3 separate regions of the Homo sapiens genome follow, and regions 2 and 3 are each linked to region 1. The links are chromatin loops, found by intact Hi-C in ENCODE. Cell type or tissue: Caco-2. All regions are shown on one strand.

What was found. A loop is a pair of places that touch in the nucleus more often than their neighbours do. Peaks named below come from ENCODE experiments on the same cell type or tissue, not always from the same donor. Only the 100,000 strongest peaks of a DNase experiment are listed, where the experiment ranks them.
Region 2: it touches region 1 in a loop (11-fold over the local background); 58 of 110 quality-filtered maps call a loop at or near these places.
Region 3: a loop joins it to region 1, with 17 times the contacts of the local background. A loop is called at or near these places in 8 of 110 quality-filtered maps.

What each region holds. Positions count from the first base shown.
Region 1 is chr7:93,054,594-93,057,093 of GRCh38, forward strand. No RefSeq gene overlaps it. Among named protein-coding and RNA genes, the nearest start is that of SAMD9, 62 kb to the right of the region's middle. In Caco-2, a CTCF peak has its summit at 1,250 (motif pointing left); no DNase peak of the experiment used is centred here.
Region 2 is chr7:92,831,835-92,834,334 of GRCh38, forward strand. CDK6 (cyclin dependent kinase 6) reads right to left here. Exons shown (of 8, transcript NM_001145306.2): 2 at 1,257-1,856. The coding sequence starts at 1,489. Among named protein-coding and RNA genes, the nearest start is that of CDK6-AS1, 3.4 kb to the right of the region's middle. RefSeq lists an enhancer at 987-1,487 and a silencer at 1,306-1,625. In Caco-2, CTCF peaks have their summits at 1,321 (motif pointing left) and 1,527; DNase peaks (open chromatin) are centred at 477, 1,297 and 2,137; H3K4me3 peaks cover 2,409 bases.
Region 3 is chr7:92,879,378-92,881,877 of GRCh38, forward strand. The region is part of intron 1 of CDK6-AS1 (CDK6 antisense RNA 1); the gene reads left to right. Among named protein-coding and RNA genes, the nearest start is that of CDK6, 44 kb to the left of the region's middle. In Caco-2, a CTCF peak has its summit at 1,225; DNase peaks (open chromatin) are centred at 1,014 and 1,294.

The DNA.
Region 1 (2,500 bases):
ACTTTGGGAGGATGGGGTGGAAGGATCCCTTGAACCCAGGAGTTCGAGATCAGCCTGGGCAACATAATGTGACCCTGTCTGTACAAAACAAACAAACAAACCTGGGTGTGGCGGCGCATGCTTGTGTTCCCAGCTACTCCAGAAGCTGAGGCAGGAGGATGGCTTGAGTCCAGGAGGTTGAGGCTGCAGTGAGCCATGATCGTGCAGTGGCACTCCAGCCTGGGTGACAGAGTGAGATCCTGCCTAAGAAAAAAAAAAAAAAAAAAAAAAAATGAAAGCACCCTGCTCATAGTAGGTGTTTAATCATGATTATATTTAATGGAACCCCCTAAAGTAACCTAAAATGCTACTGGAGATAAGAACCCATCTCTCTTTACTTCAAGGTCATAACTCCATAACCGTTTGTTTCAAGGTTGGCTCTCTTTACAACAGGCTTTTGTGAGGTAGTCTCTTAATGATAACATTTGGGCTATTAGTAATTTACTGACAGTTGCTCATAGACACCTGCCTTGTTGAGATCCATGTTATAGTTCATAAGAGCCTAATATGCACGTATTCTGGGATGTGAAGGGTTATTCTTTAGATGAGGATTGTGGACCGCAGATGTCCTTCAACCTCACTGGAAAGGTCCACACTACAGGAAATGGGATTACACTTCATCAGGAGGGATTTAGGTTAGATGGGAAGAAGAACTTTCTGACTGATGATTTCCTTCCTTGAAATCTTTAAAAATAGACTAGTTCCCCATTTGTCAATTTTCAAGATGCTGGGGGTTAGAATAGATGGTTTTTCAAGATCTCTTTTAATTCCATGTATTGCTTACGTCACAGGGCTGTATTTCTAAGAGCCACAAACTTTATTGCAAATGTGTATAGAGACAATTTAGAGACCCTATTTTTTTCCCAAAGCAATAGGAAATGCTTTCTGTCTTGCCTGCCTCTTGAAGGGCCTATAGAATAACACAAAATTGCTTTAGCAAGTTAAAGAATAATTAATGGAAAATATGCAGAAAGAGATTTTAAAAATTATTGTGTAATAAAAATTTATATTTGTATTGCACATTAAAAATGTTACTATAGGTATTATTATTTACTCATTATTAGATGTTTGAGTCAAACCTAAAACGGCATCTAATTGAGTCTGAAATCTAATTCGTTGAATGCCATTGAGTCGTGAACCCACCGTGCTGAAAAATGAGAATAAATATAAAGTAACACTGCCATCTAATGGATTCTATGTGTTACTGCCATTGTCTGAGGCAACATTTAAACTCAGATCTAATTCTAATTAATCACTGATATATTCCACCACCTTATTTTGTGTTTTTAATTCACCTTTTTTTTCTTTGTATTTTGTCCCTATAATCTGTTGGATTGATTTTTTAAATTCTTTCTTTTGTCATTTTAGGATATATTGTATCACTGTTTTCTTTTATATTTTATCTCATACTATTTTTATTATGAAATAGTTCAAATATACAAATGAGTATATGATGACCTATGTGCCCGCACCTTAGCTTTATGAAATTTTAATAAACCTAACTTTCTGCTATAAGTGCTTCAGATTTTTTAAAAGGAGAAAACATTACAGATTTAGTTGAAGACTGTATATTTCTTCTCAATTCTATTTCCCTCTGTCTCCAGAGTTCATCTTTCTCATCAGTTTGATGGTTATTAATTCCATACATGGTTTAAGGTTTTATTCTGTATTTTCTAATTAAACAATATATTTCAGCAGTTTTAAATTAAAAAATGTTTATATAAATAATATATCTGCTGCATTAACATTATATTTTTGATATTCATTCATGTTGATTCATCTACTTCTGGCTGATCATTTTAATACCTGTATAGGAATATTATATATGTACATTTTTTCCAACTTATTCTTCTGTTGATGGACATTGAGTATTTTCCCCAAGTTTTCCTTTCATCAAGCAATGTTAGAATGATGTTATTTTACATTTCTTCATGTACACATATGTGAGAATTTCTGTAAAGTGACTCATTTGCTTATGCATCTCCTAAAATAATCTTGAAAAACTATGTAATTCCTTAAACATTTTATTTTAGAGACAGGGTCTTGCTATGTTGTCCAGGTTGGAGTGCAGTGGTGTGATCACAGCTCACTGCAACCTCAAACTCCTGGGTTCAAGTGATCCTCCCACCTGAGCCTCCCAAGTAGCTAGGACTACAGCTACATGCCATCACACCCAGCTAATTTTTAAAAACATTTTTTGTAGAGATGGGGTCTTGCTATGTTGCCCAGGCTGGTCTTGAACTCCTGACCTCCTGGGAGGTCAAGTGATCCTCCTGCCTCGGCCTCCCAAAGTCCTGAGATTACAAGTGTGAGCCACTGTGCCTGGCCTCCTTGAACATTTTCAGGATAACATTAAAAATTTTTTACTTTAAATTTCAATAGTAGAAAATGATGTAGTTTTTGCTTTATTAAAATATTAATATTTTAAAATACAGTGGTTCAGATATTGAGGCAGCACCAC
Region 2 (2,500 bases), 220 kb before region 1:
AAGAAGATTCTGTAGATATTTGGTCTCTCTGAGTCTGTAGAGAGTTTGGTATTTCAAAGGTCAGTCTTGGGTCTCTCCACTTTGATGACTAATGTTAAATTGTTTGACTTTTTACAAAAATATTTAGCTGTGCTTATTTACATCATTTCATCCTCAGCGCACACAGTAGGCATGTATTTGTTGAACAGAAGCCCTAAATGGATGAGAAAAAAGATATTTCTGCTACACATTTTCTCAAGATCGAGAAAGGTAAAATCACAACCCAATTTGCAGAAGTTTCTAGGCATTCCTTTTCAATGTAAAGCTATGCATCTCTGTTTAAAAAAGAAAAGGATGACACAACCAAACAATGTCAACCACACAATGGGGAAATTCCAGGATCACTAAGAAAACACCATTATCCTAAGTCACACATTTTCATTTAATACTGGTTACCACACAGGAGAGAGTAAGAACTGCTGTCTCCCCACCCACTCGCACAATCCATCTGGGAAAAGCATGGGCAGAACATTTATGATCTAACCATACCACATCTTGGACTCACATTTAACCCTTTGGAGAATTAGTCTAAAGAGTATGTCCGCCCAGAGATATAAAGTAAAACAGACACAGGGATAACAGTTTTGGAAGAAATTTTTATGACGCTGTTTGAGATTGGGCATCAGCACTCAAACTCCTTAGACCACCAGGAGTCATTCTTACTACGCAACTTTAATAAAGAGAAACTGAGAGTATGACTGGCAAAAATATTATGATGTTTCTGCATCTTGTTAACCTGATTTACACTTGGCTCCACCCATAAAGTTCCCACTGATTATCACACGGCATCCTCATTCTCCAGTCTCACCTACTCTGTCTTTCAAAAATTCCCCAACGGCATGGCCACGAAAAATATGCGGGGGCTAGCGGGGCATGTCTCAGGTTGGCTTATCCTGTCCCTAAAACGCACCCACTTCCCCCAGACCCTCCTTCAGGGTGGGCAGGGAGAAAACGCTTCTAAGTTGCACAGCTGCAGGGAAGCCTGCTCAGGTCATGTTTTTTTGACTTGTCTTTCGGCTCGCTGTCTGGCAAGGTCACCGGCTCTGGCTCGCGGCTCTGTCGACAAAACTTAACTCTCACTCTGTAAGACCAACAGGTCGCGCAGGACCTCCCCAGTCGCCCTCTGCCCCGCACCTTTCTGGGCCTGAGGATTCCCGGCTCGGCCCTCCCCGCGCGCGCGAGGCCCCAGATGGCGAGGGCGCAGCTCCCTGGCTCACCTGACCACGTTGGGGTGCTCGAAGGTCTCCAGGTGCCTCAGCACCGCCACCTCGCGGATGGTGGAGAGCGGCATGCCCTCCTCGCCGGTCTGCACCCGCACGCGCTTCAACGCCACGAAACGGCCTCCGTTCTTCAAGTCGCGGGCCTTGAACACCTTCCCATAGGCGCCCTCCCCGATCTCCGCCACGCATTCGTACTGCTGGTCAGCGCGGCACAGGCCGTCCTTCTCCATGCCGCCTGGACGCCGCCCGCCGCGGCGCCGCTGGGGCGGGCGGGGGGTGCGCTCAACTAGCTGGCGGCCGCCGCTCGCCTACTCCGGGGCTCCCCGGAGATCGGTCTAGCTTTACTTGCTCCCCGCCGGCTCAGGCGCTCGGGCGCTGGGGCTTTCGCCGCTGCAGAAGCTGGATGGAGAGACCTCCCCGCGGGGCTGGCGTAACCCTGGTGCCGCCGCCGCGAAACTCCGCCTGCAGAGTCGCCGCCGCCGCCGCCGCCGGAGGAGCGAGCCGATCCCTCCTCTTCCCTCCTCGAAGCGAAGTCCTCAACACAGACACGATTACATAGCCTCTGCCCAAGCGCGTCTCAGTCCAGAATCATTGCACCTAAAGGAGGAGACGGGAGGATAAGAAGAAAGTGCAATCAGACAGCCCAGAAGCCTTCCTCGGGGTTCCTCCAGACTCCCCTCCTCCTCCTTTACGAAGCCTCCATCGCTACCCTCCGCGCGCTCCTGCCCTCTCCCAAGCCGCTTAATCCTTCCTGGTTCCTCCGAGAAAAGCGAAGTTACTTTTCTTTCCCTGCAGGGCTGAAGCCGTCTTCGCGCGGAGAGGTTGCAGGGGCCCCTCGGGGATGAGCGAGCGGCGCGGGACGCAGTGGAACGGGAGGGGGCGTGCCGAGCAGCCCAGAGTGTGCCGGGAGCGCGGGGGAGGGGAGGCGCCGGGCACGTCAATGTCACGGCTTAATATTTATCCCTATATCATTGTGTTGCGCCGCTACCCTCCCCGCCTCCTGAGGCCCGGACGTGCAGGGAGACGGGGTCCAGGGGTGCCGGAGGGCGTTCAGGGGTCGCGCACAAGCTGGAGCGGAAGGACTGTGGGTCCATCCGTGTGGGGCCGCAGAATGTGGGTGGGGGCTCCCAGGACCCTGTAACCCGATGCTGGGAGTGTGCGAGAAGGGGTGGTCAGACATCTGCTCAGAAATTGCTTCCTTTCTTTCTACTTTCAGTTTTTCTACGAGGAGACATTTAAAA
Region 3 (2,500 bases), 180 kb before region 1:
GAAGAAAGGACAAAAATTATATGGTCATTTCAATAGATGCAGACAAAGAATTTGACAAAATTCAACACTCTTTCATGATAAAAACTCTCAACAAATTAGGCATAGAAGGAATATACCTCAATAAAGGTCATATATGACAAGCCTGCAGTTAACATCATACTTAATGGTGAAAAGTTAAAAGCTTTTCCTCTAAGATCAGGAGTAAGACAAACATGTCCTTTCTGACTACGTCTTTCCAACATATTACTGGAAGTCCTAGTCAGAGCTATTAGGCAAGAAAAATAAATAAAGGGCATCCTAATAGGAAAAGAAGGATTGGAATTCTTTGCCAATGAGATGATATGTAGAAAATCCTAGACTACACTGAAAAACTGTTAGAACTGATTAGTGAATAAAGTTGCAGGACAAAAAATCAACGTGCAAAAATCAGTAGTGTTCCAATACACTAACAATAAACTATCCAGGAAAGGAATTAAGAAACCAATCCCATTGCAATAACAACAAAAATTAAAACACTTAGGAATAAATTTAACCATGGAGATGAAAAATCCCTATACTGAAAACAATAAAACATGGATTAAAGAGGAGGGGCTTCAAGATGGATTAGTAGATGTATCTGGTATTCACCTCTTCCATGGAGAGGAACCAAAATAGTGAGTAGATAATCACACTTTGAATAGATTATCTAAATGAGAACACTGAAAGAGAGAGAGAGAGAAAGAGAGAGAGAGAGAGAGAGAGAGAGCACTCATGCTGGGTGCCACAAACCCCCAAGTCCTAAGCAGTTGCAGCATGGCACATTTTGAGAGCCCGGCTTCTTCCAGACTGTGTCTTGCCCTGGGGCTCAACAGTTTCTGCATCTCTACATCCTTGGTGCCTCACTGACATTCAACAGAGAAGTGATGGGAGGCACTGAAAGCAAGAAGGGAGAAGGAAGTGAAGCAGCCTGTTCAACTAGCATTGGCTAGGAGTCTGGAGAGGCTATCTAATGTGGGTAAAGGGTAAATGAGTGACCCCTAGTGGTCCACTTTCCTGCCATGGACACCTACAATTCTAGCCATGGTAGAGCCCCTTCATATAGGGAGCTTCCTGAGGACTGTGAGGCATTACTCCAGAGAAAGAACTCATGCTTGGTCCCACAAACCCCCAAGTCCTAAGAAGCTGCAGCATGGTGCATTTTGGGAGCCTGACTTTTACCAGACTGTGTCCTGACCTGGGGCTCAACAGTCTCAGCATCTCTACATCCTTGGAGTCCCACTGACATTCCACTGCCCACAACTGCCATCACTAGGGGTTGCTGCAGGGCAAGGCACAAGTGAAGTATGCACTGTCGCTCCTCCTGCTACCTGCCTATGGCTGCTCCCATTGACCATTGCAGAGCTGCAATGCAGCCACAGCTGCCCCCACCTGACCTTTCTGTCAGTGGCCTGGGATCACCTTGCCACTGCTTATAACAGCTAGCACCTGCAGGCACCACTGGGGGTCCTGAGGGCAGGTCTGCCTGAGCCAGCTCCATACCTCCAGTACCCAAGCATGCCATCCGGGGGCCTGGGGATTGCCCAACCCAGTTCACCACCATTGGCACCTCAGCATTCCTCCCAGGATATGCTCCACTCAACCTGCCTCTGCCACTATAGCTGGCACCCAGCTGTATGTGCCACTTGCAGGTCTGAGGTCTGGCCTGCACAGCCCTTCATAACCAACACCAACATGAACTGCTTGATTCCCAGAGAATTTTCCCACCACTGGTCCTTCCATTGCCCATGCCGTGCCCACCACCCAGGGGATGGAGAACCCACCTATCTGTCCAGCCCACTGCTGCCATTCCAGGCACCCAAGCAGGCCACTTGTAGGCCCATGAGTTGGCTGGCTTGTACATGCTAACACCAGTGCCAGCATACGTCACTCTGGGGCCCAAGGCAAGCAAACTCAGCCCACTACTGCCATCCCTGGGACCTGAAGACTAGCCTACCTGGTATCCTTGTCCGAGCAAAACTTCACCACAAGCCTCCACTAACAACCACATCCTAAACCACTGAGGAAATCACAGACACCACTGATGCTGTTTACAGCCAAAGAAATAATACAGCAGCAACACTACTACGTGCATCCAGAATCAAAACCAAAGTGCCTTACCCAACTAACTTCATAGATACATCTTCATGAAAATCCTCCCCTATGAAAGCAAATTAAAACAATTAGAAACAACTGTTACACCAGATGAGGAGATATCAATGTAATGACTCAGGAAGCATAAAAAAGCAAGAAAATAAAACACCTCTAAAGGAACACAATAATTCTCCAGCAACATATCCCAATCAAACGGAAATTTATGAAGTTAAGGACGATGAATTCAATGATATTAAAGGAGCACAATGAGATACAAGAGAATACTGAAAAGCAATACAAAATGATTAGAAAAACAAACCAGGATATGAATGAGACATTTACCAAAGACTTAGATATCGTAAAAAAGAACTAAACAGATATTCAGGAAATG